Linked DNA regions of Mus musculus: region 1 is linked to region 2. A link is a contact called in ENCODE Hi-C or POLR2A ChIA-PET data. All regions are on one chromosome and are shown on one strand. The core of a region is the stretch at or near the end of the contact, and the rest is flanking DNA. Distances in the headings are between cores, read along the strand shown.

The links. Hi-C counts contacts between places; a loop is a spot of excess contacts on that map. ChIA-PET counts read pairs that join two places held with the same protein, here RNA polymerase II (POLR2A).
Region 1: a map of heart shows a loop between it and region 2 (4-fold over the local background). The contact joins the promoter of Hey2 here to the promoter of Ncoa7 in region 2. A Hi-C loop is called at or near these places in 3 of 37 maps with a recorded cell type or tissue (T-helper 17 cell and heart). POLR2A ChIA-PET finds 5 or more read pairs at or near these places in 2 of 5 experiments (Patski and embryonic stem cell).

Annotation. Positions count from the first base shown.
Region 1 is chr10:30,839,381-30,845,401 of GRCm38, reverse strand. It overlaps Hey2 (hairy/enhancer-of-split related with YRPW motif 2), which reads left to right and starts at 2,619. Exons shown (of 5, transcript NM_013904.1): 1 at 2,619-2,836; 2 at 4,720-4,798; 3 at 4,928-5,011. The coding sequence starts at 2,754.
Region 2 is chr10:30,801,149-30,807,415 of GRCm38, reverse strand. It overlaps Ncoa7 (nuclear receptor coactivator 7), which reads left to right and starts at 4,090. Exons shown (of 16, transcript NM_172495.6): 1 at 4,090-4,587.

The DNA.
Region 1 (6,021 bases), core at 1,370-3,869, 39 kb before region 2:
AAGTTCCAAAGTTCTCTTTCTTTCTCCCTGCTTATGCCACCCCAGTTCCTCCCCACTCCACCCACGCTCAATTATTTTTTAAATAGGTTGAAGCGCTTGCAAGAGTTTATTCTGTTTCTACCTCTGACCCAGACGTAGGACATAGAAAAGGTGTGTCTAGACAGGAGACAGGAAAAAGGGATGCTTGAGAACAACCAATATAAAAGAAAACTACTCTAACTGGGATTAAGTATTTTAAAGATTAACAAGGAGACTTTAAAATTCTGTCTTCTGCCTTATTTGTTCTTCTTAACACACATGTTTGGCGTAGCAGGCTCTATTCTAAACGCTTTTAATATATGCCCCTTGTTGATTAAAAAGCATTCAAACCAACTTTAAATCCGTGCGTGCTTTCTGAACGTCTCCTCCATATTCTTTTATGACACTGCATGGCAGTTAAGCCTTCAAAGACAAAATGGAAAAACTTTAACCAGTTGCTACTTTATTACAAGCAAACCATTTCCCGCTGCAATTTTTTGCAACCAGTATAATTAAATGCACTGGTGTAGTGAGAGAGAAAAAAATCTCTTAGGGTTGTGCCACCCCAGCTCCACACGCCTATAATGATTTCAGGTCTTGCTTCCGGCGTTTGGAAGATTCCATTAATTGTGTGCTCGCGTGGCAAACCTTAACTTCAAGGGGTGGGGGAGTGAAGCCATCACTAAGCGCTGGGAACTCTCGCTCCTGCCCCCTACTCTAGCTGAGAAAGCGAGGCCTGGAGAGCTCACACTCAGCTCAAACACTGGATAACCGCAGGGTGCAGGCCTGGATTGGACAGGGCCAGCAAGCCTCGGGCTGTCTGCTCTGTCCCTGAGGAAAAGCCATGCTGTCCGTGAGCACCCAGGTGCCCGCCCAGAGACTGAGTGCAGAGCTGGGAAGTTCGCCACCCACGGTTCTGCGGCCAAGCAGTGCTGACCCCATCCTGCCTCGCCAGGCCCCGCCCGGCCCCCGATGATCCTGTGATTTGCCTGGAGTTGAGTTTCAGAAGTCAGGACAGAAAGTTTCAGATTTCTGTTCACACGGTTATTGAAGACACCGCGGTGAGGACCGCACAAAAGAGGCCAGGGCCTGTAGGGAAGGGGTTTTGTGTTTTAACGACACGCTGGCTGCAGATCCTTGGCGTTACTCCGGCTCCTTCCCACTCCCCATCAACCCAATCTGCGCCCAGTCCAGTCAGTCTTTTGCTGTCTCTTTTTCTCTTGTCCTTTCCCGCTGCACCGGTCTAGTGTAACCAAGGAATGGAGTTTGGAAAGGGTGCCTTAGTCAGATTTCCAGAAAGATAATTATCTGTGTAAGGTGGAGGGTCTCGGTGATTGATGGATGTCTTCTTTTCTCAAAGGCCTTTTTCCACCAAGCACAAAGAGCACCATGTGGAGTCTCTAGACCTCCACTAACCCACCCAGCGCTACAGCGCCAGATGGTCTAGCTCACGCCAGACTCCCCGAGACTGTCTTGCTCACTTCCTGAGCGCGCGGAAAAGTCGGCAGAGCCTGCTAAAAAATCCCCACAGTATGCAGAGAGAGACAGAGACTTAAAAACGGAGTCTGAACACCACACCTGGAGTTTACACAATCCATGCTGTACGTGCACTAAGAACTAGCGATCTGGGCAAACTTTACAAAACAAATACAGTGTACAAGTAAATACAAATCCTCTCCCCGGATGCTAAAGAACTCCGTGGCTGCACACACCGGAGAAACTGGAGGGATGACTGGGACATTTAATTTGGATAATCCAAATCCGAGAACTTTGAACTCGAAAACCTACTCAGATTTGTGTCCTACAATCCCTCTTCCCATCAGTAGGAAGACCACTCAAGCCTGCCATTTACCGAGATAGTTACACCCCCTCCCTCCAGTTTCTGTGTCCAGAGATACAAAGGAAGTAACCAGAGGTGACTAATCCAACAATGCACGGGGACAACCTCCTGCAGTTAGGCACCTGGACCGGTGAGCGGGCGTCCTTTATCTGACCACAACCTAGAGGCTGGGGAGCTGGCAGGGTGAAAAAAAAAAAAAAAAAACTTTGACTTAAAGCTTTCAAAATCCCCTGAGGGTCAACATGACCGCTCCGGTCAGCCACTCAGCAGCTTGATCCAGAAGAGGGACAGCCCAGAGGGGTGGGTCGCCGAGCCTAGCACTCCCACCCTAGACGTCACACACGCTCACTCGCACTCAGCCACGCGCTAGCGGTTATTCTTTAAACCGAGGGTAGAAACTCGGCGGGAGAGATCACGGCTTGCAGGTGATGGCCCAAAACCCAGGAGCCCTCGCCCGACACGCCCGCCCCATGCGCTCTCGCGCCTGCGCCCGCTCCCGCCGCCGGCGGTCAACCCCAGCGCTCCACTCCCGGCTCCCAGGTGCGCGGTGGCATTCCCACGCCTCTGCCAACGCCTCTCGGCAGCCATTGGCCAGCGCGGGTCCGCCCCTCCATATTAACCAATAGAAAGCCACACCGTCCCAGGGAGGCGGGGCCTGGAGAGTGGCCAGGGCGGGCACACGAAGAAGCGGAGGGGCCCCGCCCGCGCTGGGGGGCGTGGCCAGTACCGGGTCTTGCGCCCTGGCTGGGCTGCAGCGTGGGAAAGAACCTCCAGGAGCCGACCGCGCCGCCGAGGGAGCGGCGCCTGCAGAAGCCGGGCAGGGAGGGAGGGAGGAAGCCCGCGGGGAGCGCGCTGCGTTCCGCTAGGCGACAGTAGCTGCTCCTCCTTCGTCGCGATGAAGCGCCCTTGTGAGGAAACGACCTCCGAAAGCGACCTGGACGAGACCATCGACGTGGGGAGCGAGAACAATTACCCTGGGTGAGCGCGGAAAAGCGGGAGGGTGTCCGGGGAGCTTCGGGTGGAGAGGAGACCGTTTTCCCCGGGAAGCGGGTGCTAGAGTCGGGTGGGGCGAGAGATGGAGTTCACACTAGGCGTGGGAGCGACTGGAAGGGAGCTGGACTGGAGCGTGCAGGAGATGGCGAGGGAGGGTCCAGGGCTGTCAGCACAGGACACGCATACTGGCACGTCCGGGCGACGCCCCCGGTACTGGAACTGTATTTAGGGACAGTTCCAAAATAGGTCAGGAGAAAAGAAAAACAACTGGATTTCTGTTTTGAGAGAAACTGGGATCGCGACTTGAGTTTTTGAGGAGGTAAAGCATCTGAGCTAAACAGGCTGAGCTGCGCAGGTCGACAGAGGGTGATCTGGCTGACCCACCCATGAGTGACAGATATAAGGAGCAGATGAGACAGCATTGCTTTGCCTGCTTGTCCTTTAGTCTCCAGGAGATCAAGGTTCTGATCACAGAAGACAGACCTCCTGTTTCCTGTGACAGCAAGATTACCCAACCATTTTAGAGGCGGGGGGGGGTCAAATGATAATTGCTTCTAATTGGCTTGCCCAGAAGCACCTTATTTATTTATTTGCAGCTGTCACTCAAAGAGTGAAATCCTTCCCGCATATAGAAAACTGGATTTATTTCACGGGCTTATTTTAAGACGTAGAAATCAAAGCCGGAAAAATAGCTAAAGCAAAAACGATGCTTATGAGACAGTTTACCAACTCTCTCATTGTTAAAGTATTAAAAAAAAAAATGAAACCGTAGGCTGTCACTAGAAGGGGTGAGGAAGGAGTCAGTTGATTTCGAATTAAGACCCAGAAGTGAGCCGAAGGGGTGGTAATAGAACTTCTCAAAACTAGAGAGGACCTGGAGAGTTTAAGACACTAAAGAAGCATAGTACCTGTGAATTTCAAAGTGACAGAAAGTCCTAGGAGAGTATACATTAATGGACCAACTACACCACCAAATAATCACTTGATTGAACCTTGCAGTCTAAAAATACCTTTTAGTAAACTCAAGGTGAATTGCAGCTTCTCGAGATATCAGCTTGGTTTTAAGGCTGGTGGCACAGTTTCATTTTCAAAGTTAAAGCATGAAAAGTGCAAAAACTAAATTTCAACTTTCCACCCAATGATATGGTTAGGATATTCTTTTAGAGGATCAATATGCAAAACTTACAATCTGTTCTTTTTAGGCTATCCAATAAGGTTTGGGGATAGTAGGAGAATTAGGTTTTTGTTTTAAAAGTCGCATATAGAGACACATTCGACATGTGCTGCTCTTGAACGTTCAGTATGTCTGGCAGAAGAGAATGGGAGTACACATCCAGATGGGTTGGTGACTTTTGAGAAATACATGAGAGAAATAGGACACACTAATCCCCCGACCTGTCACCCTAACTGGCTATCATTTCATTAGAGAACTCAAAAGTTCAGGTTCATTTTTGCCACTTGAATGGGCAGCATAGCATTTCGAAAATCATGTTTACTTATTCAGTGTGCGTGTCCGGCTAGGTGCATGTCACTGTCACCGTCACTTCTGTTTGTGGAGGTGCAAGTGGTTCTTCCCCATGCATCCTGTGGGCCCAAAGGACTGGAGCTCATGCCAGATCATCACACTTTGTGGCCAACTGCCTTTACTTGCTAAGCTGTCTCAAGGCCTCAACAGCATTGTTAAGGCATAATTATTATCTGGAAACTAAAATAAAGCCTCCAAATAGCATAGATATGAAAAAAGTCAACAGACAGAAAAAAGTAATATAATGCGCAGTCAGTCAGAATATTATTGGGTGCCATGAACTGGGGCAGGGAAGGGGCCTATGACCTTGATACAGCACCTGACTTGTCTTCCTCCTTCACAGGCACGCTACAAGCTCAGTGATGAGGTCCAATTCACCGACAACTACCTCTCAGATTATGGCAAGAAAGAAAAGGAGAGGGGTAGGTGACACCCCCCCCCTTGTGTCATGTAATTAAGCATGTGTATCACTGTTGTTATTTTCTTACTTGGATAATTTTTCTGTATGTGTACTGTACCCTTAGATTTTTGTTTTGCTTTCCTTGGGCTAGATCATAGAAAAAAGGCGTCGGGATCGAATAAATAACAGTTTATCTGAATTGAGAAGACTAGTGCCAACAGCTTTTGAAAAACAAGTAAGTTATCCCCCCCCCAAAAAAAAAAACCAGCTCAAAGCATCTGACTTTCTCATCTGGGACTGTAGATTCTTCTTGAAGATCATTAAAATAATGGTGTGTGCTCTGCACACTCTGATCCGGCGTAGAAGAGCTATTTCAATAAAATGCTTTGTTGTGGCAGAACTATTAAAAACATAATCCATCATGAAGTCGAAGACATTTCCATTCTTTAGCTTATTTTCCCCTTAAGGGTAATTGTGTTCCTGCTTTCTCTGTTCTTTCCATGAAGCCAGCAGGGGTTTTGCTTAAAACTGTGCTGTATATGGTATTCTTGAAAACAAAAGTTTTGTGTGTGAAATATCATTTTTCCCTCAAACTTTCAAAGTACTATTTAAAAAAAAAAATCAAAGTTAAGGAACTAAGGCTTCTATTTTGGTTTCCTAAATTATAATAATACAGCTTATTTAGAAAGCTACTTTTGTTTTTAATTCTTGGGTTAATAGAACATTATATTTGATTTAGGATATAATTTGGAAGTTTGGTAAAAAAAATCAAATTAGTCATAAATATTGCTTTTCAAAGTTCAGGTATTCTTTTACATTAAAAAAAAGGGAAAGGTGATTGCCATTTGAAAATTAGAAAACAAACAGTTACACTTCCCTTTGTGGTTATGGATTTGTGTCTCTTGTTCTGCCGCTGTGGCTGATGCAAAGGCTTCTAAGAGCACATTTCCAAGGATGTGGCCATTTCTGTGCTGAAAATGTTATCAGTTGACTTCCAAATTGGGTGTTGGCTGTTTATGCCACTTTTGTCGGTTTGTTTACTTCGTGATTCTGCAAACATTGTAAAGCAAGCTCCACAGAGAGCTTTTGGAGGCCATCCAGGGCCACCGTTGGCTGCTTTCACAGCAGCTCCCGAGACATCTTCATGGACATGGTGAACAAGGAGAAGTACGGGCATGATATGCTACTGTTGACTCTGTGTATTTAAGACTGAGAAGAAATAGACACAAACTCTGCACTTCGTAT
Region 2 (6,267 bases), core at 2,841-5,340:
TTTGTTTTTATCAATTTATTTCAAAACATATTCATCATATGAGTATCATTCTATCATTATTAATAACTGTATGGTATTGCTTCTAATAGCTTGTTCTTTCCAAAGTAGAACAACAAATAACCTTGAGCCAAGTGATTAGTTTTTTTTATTAATTTTCTCACAAGGGAGCCAATTTCTGATCTGTAGATTTCATTCAAGTACTGCATTGAAGCACAAAAGACACCAAGGTGAACAAATAGGACTGCCAATTTTAAGGATTTGTGTATGTGTGTATGTGTGTGTGTGTATGTATGCATACATTTAAGTATGTGTTATGTAACCACATATGTGCTGGTGCCTACAGAGGTCAGAAGAAGACGTTAGGTTCCCTCAAGCTGGAGTTTCAGGCAGTTGTGAGCCAGTAGATCTGAATGCTGAGAACCGAACTCAGGTGTTTTGAAGGAAGTGTTCTTAGCTGCTGTACCATCTCTCCAGCCCTTGATTGCCAATGTCATAGCTTAACTCGAGGTGACAGTTGAAGTAACCAAGAAATTTCAGTAAACAAAGAAATGTATCAGATATTTTCATACACATTTATTTCATAGATTCAAACCTATCTTTTATAATGTAAGCATATAGATAAGACTATAAAATGATACAGTACACTGGAAACTAATTTGATAGTTTCTTATGAAATTGAGAAGACATTAATCATATAACCAAGCACATGGACCCTTAAAATCTTAATGTCTCTGGATCCTCAGTGTTGGGATCACAGGTATATGGCACATCATCTGGTTTCTTTCATGTTTTCTCAAAATCAAGACGGTATCTTAGTGAGCCAATAGGCTAGTGGTTCTAAACTTTCCTAACACTGCGCCTTTTAATACAGTTCTTCATGTGGTAACCCCCAACCGTAAAATTATGTCATTGCTATTTCATAACTATTTTTCTACTGTTATGAATCATAATGTAAATATCTGAGTTTTCCAATGGTCATAGGTGACCCTGTGAACAAGTCATTTTGGACTCCCAAGGGGTCACAACTCACAGGTTGAAAAACACTACACGTGAGGAATGATCCCAGCTTGTGAAAATGAGCTGCTGCCTTCGACCTTGTTAATTATCTCTTTGGATATTTGTAGAGGTTCATTAACCTCTTTAGATGTAGTTGCCATCAGTGTCACTGACAGCCTGTGTCAACCAGCCCAAGTCCAAGGATGAGAGAACATGTATTTCTCTCTGAGCTAGACATAGAAGGATAGTTCTAAATACCATCACTCCAAGAGTAAACTTTCTAAGTGGTAGTAACCTCAGCTTTTCATACACTGCACAAATTTCAACTCAAACACCTTTGCACAGAAATATACATCACTGTCAATATTTCAGTGAGCCTAATTAATTCCCCATTTCTCTCTCTCTCTCTCTCTCTCTCTCTCTCTCTCTCTCTCTCTCTCTCTCTCTCTGTGTGTGTGTGTGTGTGTGTGTGTTTGTGTGTGTGTGTAGGGCAGAGGAGGACTTCTGGTATGTTCCTCTATTATGATCCATCTTATTTTTTGAGACCCCCTAGCTTTTCTGTGAGCACTGCGGAGTTGATGCAGGCTGTGTAGCAAGCACTTTGCCAACTGAGCCACATTCCCAGATTCCTAAGTTCACTACTTAATCAGGGACCCTTATCAGCAAATGGTTAAGAGCCATATTTAACTATATTCTTGAAATTCTAGTTCCATGACACATGGCCAATATTGCGTTTTAAAACAAACACTAGCCATATTCTTCAGGGCAGAATTATCTCTAGACAGACAGGTAAGAATGATACTATTTGCATATTGTCATTGATGCTCCCTGCCTCTCTATTTATGTAAAAGTCTCTATATAAAGATTATTTGCCACAGAAGAAAGAGCATGTCTAGTGCACTTAAACTGCTGCACCCTAATTTCTCCCCTTTATCAGAGGAAAAACCACTTTTCTTCATGTTTTCCACAGGCTTCAAGCCCCAACAGTTCATCACTTTCCACTAGCCAAGTACAGTGAGAGGTGCTATGGAGATCGTTTTATTTTAATCAATTACTTTTACTAATTAGAGATAGGATTTTGCTATGTAGCACAGGCTGGCTTGAGACTGACAATCCTCCTGTTTCTGCCTTCCTAAACATTGGCATTACAGAAATGGACTATAGTGTCCAGTTCAGGGATACAAGTTTTGAAAAGAAAACTTTTGTCACCCTAACACATGCTATTATAATAATAGCTGACTTCTATTGATTACACATTCTACATGATACATACTGTTCATGAATTACTTCATTCCCTGTATCTACCCTATGAAGATGGTGCTGCGATCATCCACCTTTGAAGATAAAAGCATCAGTTAGAAATGTATCCAAGGCCAGCACATGCTGAAGCTGTAGTCCAAAGGCAATCTGTGAATTCTTAAGGATTATCATGCTCTTATGTATATATTCTAATAGTATTTGATCTAGCTGCACCCAAATTACCTCCAATTCTTTCTGTATATCTTTCCTACCCATTGAAATCTGGCAAGCATTCCAGAAGAATTCCCTGTAATAAGGAAATGTTGGGTCCTGTGTTGTCCAAAAGGCAATCACAAGCTTTATTTGTCTTTTTAGAACTTATATGTATAACTAACAGACTGGAAGTCGTAACAATTGTATTTCATTAAGTTTGAATGAACACATTTGACTGATGGGTACTATTCTGGATAAGAGGGATGTAGACGATGCTAATTCCGATTTCTGTGTGAAGACAAGACTCAGATGAATCAGTCAATACTCAGAAGAATCAGTCAATACTCAGTCACAAAAAAGAATGACCAAAGAATCTTTAAATTAGAAGCACCCCCAATCCCAACCATTTGAGTACAACTCCCCATTCTATTCAGACTTTCACTTTAGTGACAAACTATCCTTAGCATGTGATCCATCATGTACTTCCAGGGGAGATAATGAAGACAGTGTCATTGTTTGGCATTGCATTGGAAAACTTGGGGAACACTCTATCAGCAAGTCACCACTTTGAACACATACTCAGTTATACTTTTGCCTAAGAGAAAAGAAATCAAGGCCTATTTTATTTCTCGTCAGAACCTTGGGTTCATAGGCACAAAAGGGTGCTGACCGAGTTAAAGGGTGGGAACAGTACCTGCAGCAGAGCCTGCACTCAAGGTTGATACCAAAAGGGGTGTAAAGAACACAGAAAGAAGTGTCTCCTACTCAAAGCATAAACATGCAAACCCGATGTCAGAATTTACAGATGGTCAGTGCAAAACCAGGAAGTGATTCCATATTTGCATGACCATGTAACATCATCTGCTGCTGAAATCTCAGAGTCATGGCTGCTAAGGGCTTTGCTCCACCCTCCAGAGAGACTGGCAGTACCAAGAAGCAGCAGCAACCTGGGGAAGCCTCTATGTACTGTGTGTGTTGATGGCTTAGGACACACCTGTCACACACACACTTTTTTCTTCCTGTATTTAAGAGTGATCTTCACGATCAGATCCTCCGAGTCATCTTGCAGTTATAGCCACTGGACTGTAAAGGGAACAGCGTCCAATACAGGTTGGAAGCTCACAGAAACAGGGCCCTGGGCTCATACAAAAAAAAAAAGAAAAAACAAAAAAACCTTCCCACTCAGCTGCTCTCCAGCCCCAGCCAAGAGCCAGCTGAACTGCCCGTTGCTACATCGCATTGCCTTGGCTATAAGGTTTACAATTGGGCAGCTTATAGGATGTTGTACCGGGGACAGAAGAAGACAGTGGGCCTCTTTGCCAAAGGCAATGCTGGAAATGACAGAGGATGAATTTATGGTTGCCCCTAGTCCTAGAGCTGGAAGGTGAAGTAAAAGGACTTTAAGGCTCCAGCAAGGGCTCTAACTCCACATGTGCCCATAAGCGCTAACTTCCCTCCAAGATCCAGACAGGAGCCAGCTAAAAGGGATAAGATTAGGGGCCAGGTAAGCAGACCGTACTCGGTTCACTGACTGCCTGACCATCACAGCGTCACAAATGGCCGGGGCCTGCGGAGGCCGCGCGCGCAGCTCTCCGGGGCGGAGCCGCTGGGCCCAGGGTTCGGGGGCCCGAGCCACCTCGAGGCTGTCCAGCCTGCGGCTCCGAGGTCGCACGGGGCAGGCAAGATGTCGCAGCTGCAGCCCGCATCGCTAAGGCGGTCGGCTGAGCTCCCGGGTCCCAGCCGCAGCAGACGAGTGCAGCGCGCGCCCCGGGTCGGGCGGAGCTAGAGGCGGGCGCCGGGCTGGCGTCGCGCCACCGCAGCTCCCCGCCTTCCGCCCAGCTCGCGCCCGGCGCCCTGACCGTGGGTGCTGCTGCAGGTACCTGGGCGAGGCCTCGAGCACCCCGGCGGCGGCTGCTCGGGCCAGATCGGCACTCCGGAGCCCTTCAGGAGCGCACCCCGCAGCGCCTGACGCCTCCCTTAGCTCCTCCTCGGCGGGCGATCCCCTCCCCGGCCCTCCCCCTCCTCCCACCCCGGAGGATGCGCTTCCCAGCGCCCAGCGGCAGAGGCCACGGCTCCCAGAAATGCGTGCTCCCGAACCACTTCGCCCAGACCCGCGGAGCCCGCGCCCCCGCCCAGTAGGTAGGTCGCCGAGGCGGGGCCAGGCCTTGAAGGCTACCGGCTGCTGATGCTGCGGCCAGGAAGAACCGGAGCCTCCCTCCTGGGCTGCCGAGGTGTACTAATGGCGCTGGGCGCAGCCCCCGGGGGACCCGAAACGCTCTGCTTGGAACGTTCGAGGCCGAGCCGGGGCGCAGGGCCACTGGACCCTCCTCGCTAACAATCAGGGGACCCTCGGTTGGGGGCTGGGAGAGCTTGGAAGGATAGGTTGGCGCGGAGCTTCTTTGAAAGGAGACCGTTGCCTTTTTCTCGAGCTCAAGTAGATTGTGTCATTGCATTTTTAAAAAACAGGATCAGCAAATGCGTTCTTCCTGTTCTTTTTGCTAAAATGTAGACGACCACGGTTGTTGTTTTAGAGGTATTTAGGGGTGGTTATGAATTTTTGTGTAATTTACAGCTAGCCGAGTGGTATATAAAGTCAGTGGTGCAAACACTTTAACATTTTGGGTGTCAGTTTAAGGAAAGTCTTTCTAGAAATCAGATTACCTAGGTAGGTGATGGATGAGGCTGGCGTGTTCTCGTAGGATAAAGCTGACTGGAGCCAATGGGTTTGAGAGCTGCAAGTTTGATACAGGTGTCGGGAGTTGAGACTCTGAAAGATGCGCCAGCAGAGGCAGTCTTGTCTCCGGCCTCGCCTTCAACTCTGAGCTGACCCTTGCTTTTCTGAGAATCTGGTTGAGTCTTTTTTTCCTGTTCTTGAAATAAAAGTAATACATTAGGGCTTTTAATAAAATTGTTTCCTCTCAGGCTGCCGTTTTGGATTTTACGTTAAGCAATAAGGTTTAGAATTTTGAAAAAATTGTTATTGTAAGCTCCAATTTTATAAGCACTATTTCAGATTAAAGATTTTGGCTAACTGAATCAATATAAATACTAAGAGGACAGAATCACCATCATTACCAGGTCCTCTTCCCCCTGCTACTCCTCGACCACCCCCCCCTTCTCTTCCCATTCTCTAATTCCCCAATGTTGAATGCCTTATAGCTGTTTGTTGGTTATTTGTTGAATGAATGAAATTGTATTTCAAGATACACATTGTATATAACCCAACCATTTAAAATTATAGTATAAGATTGTTGTTGTTGTTGCTAGTGCAATTAACTGTATTTTAAATAATTGCTTCTTTCTATAAACAGGCTAACTTGGTTATTTTTCATTGACATTTCCGGCGTCAACAGCAAGGCTCTGTTAAGGTTCCCTTCGTGTCCACTTTCCAGTGTTATAGCAATTAATACCATTTCAATTTTACTTTAAAAAAACAATTTAGAAGGCAGAATTTATGTTTAAAGAAATCTATTAAGTTATTTCAGAAGGAGCAGTGATCTGGTTAATAAGTAACAGGTAACTTGTTTTAAAGTTGAGCTGTGGTTTATTTTTAATATATATATATATATATTGTTAAAGCTAAAGAGGGAAACAAAACATTTAAAAGCGTCTGTGGTTCCAAAGTAAACTCATATATATATCATATAGATAGAGATTTATTTATTTATTTATTTATTTATTTATTTATTTATTTTTGATGCTAGGAGCCAGATCCAAGATTAGACTCGAGGCTTCTGATGTATTGGGCTAATCCTATTTGAGCAACATCTTCAACCTTAGAAATGGCATTTTAGCTATTTTCTCTATAAATTGAGGTTT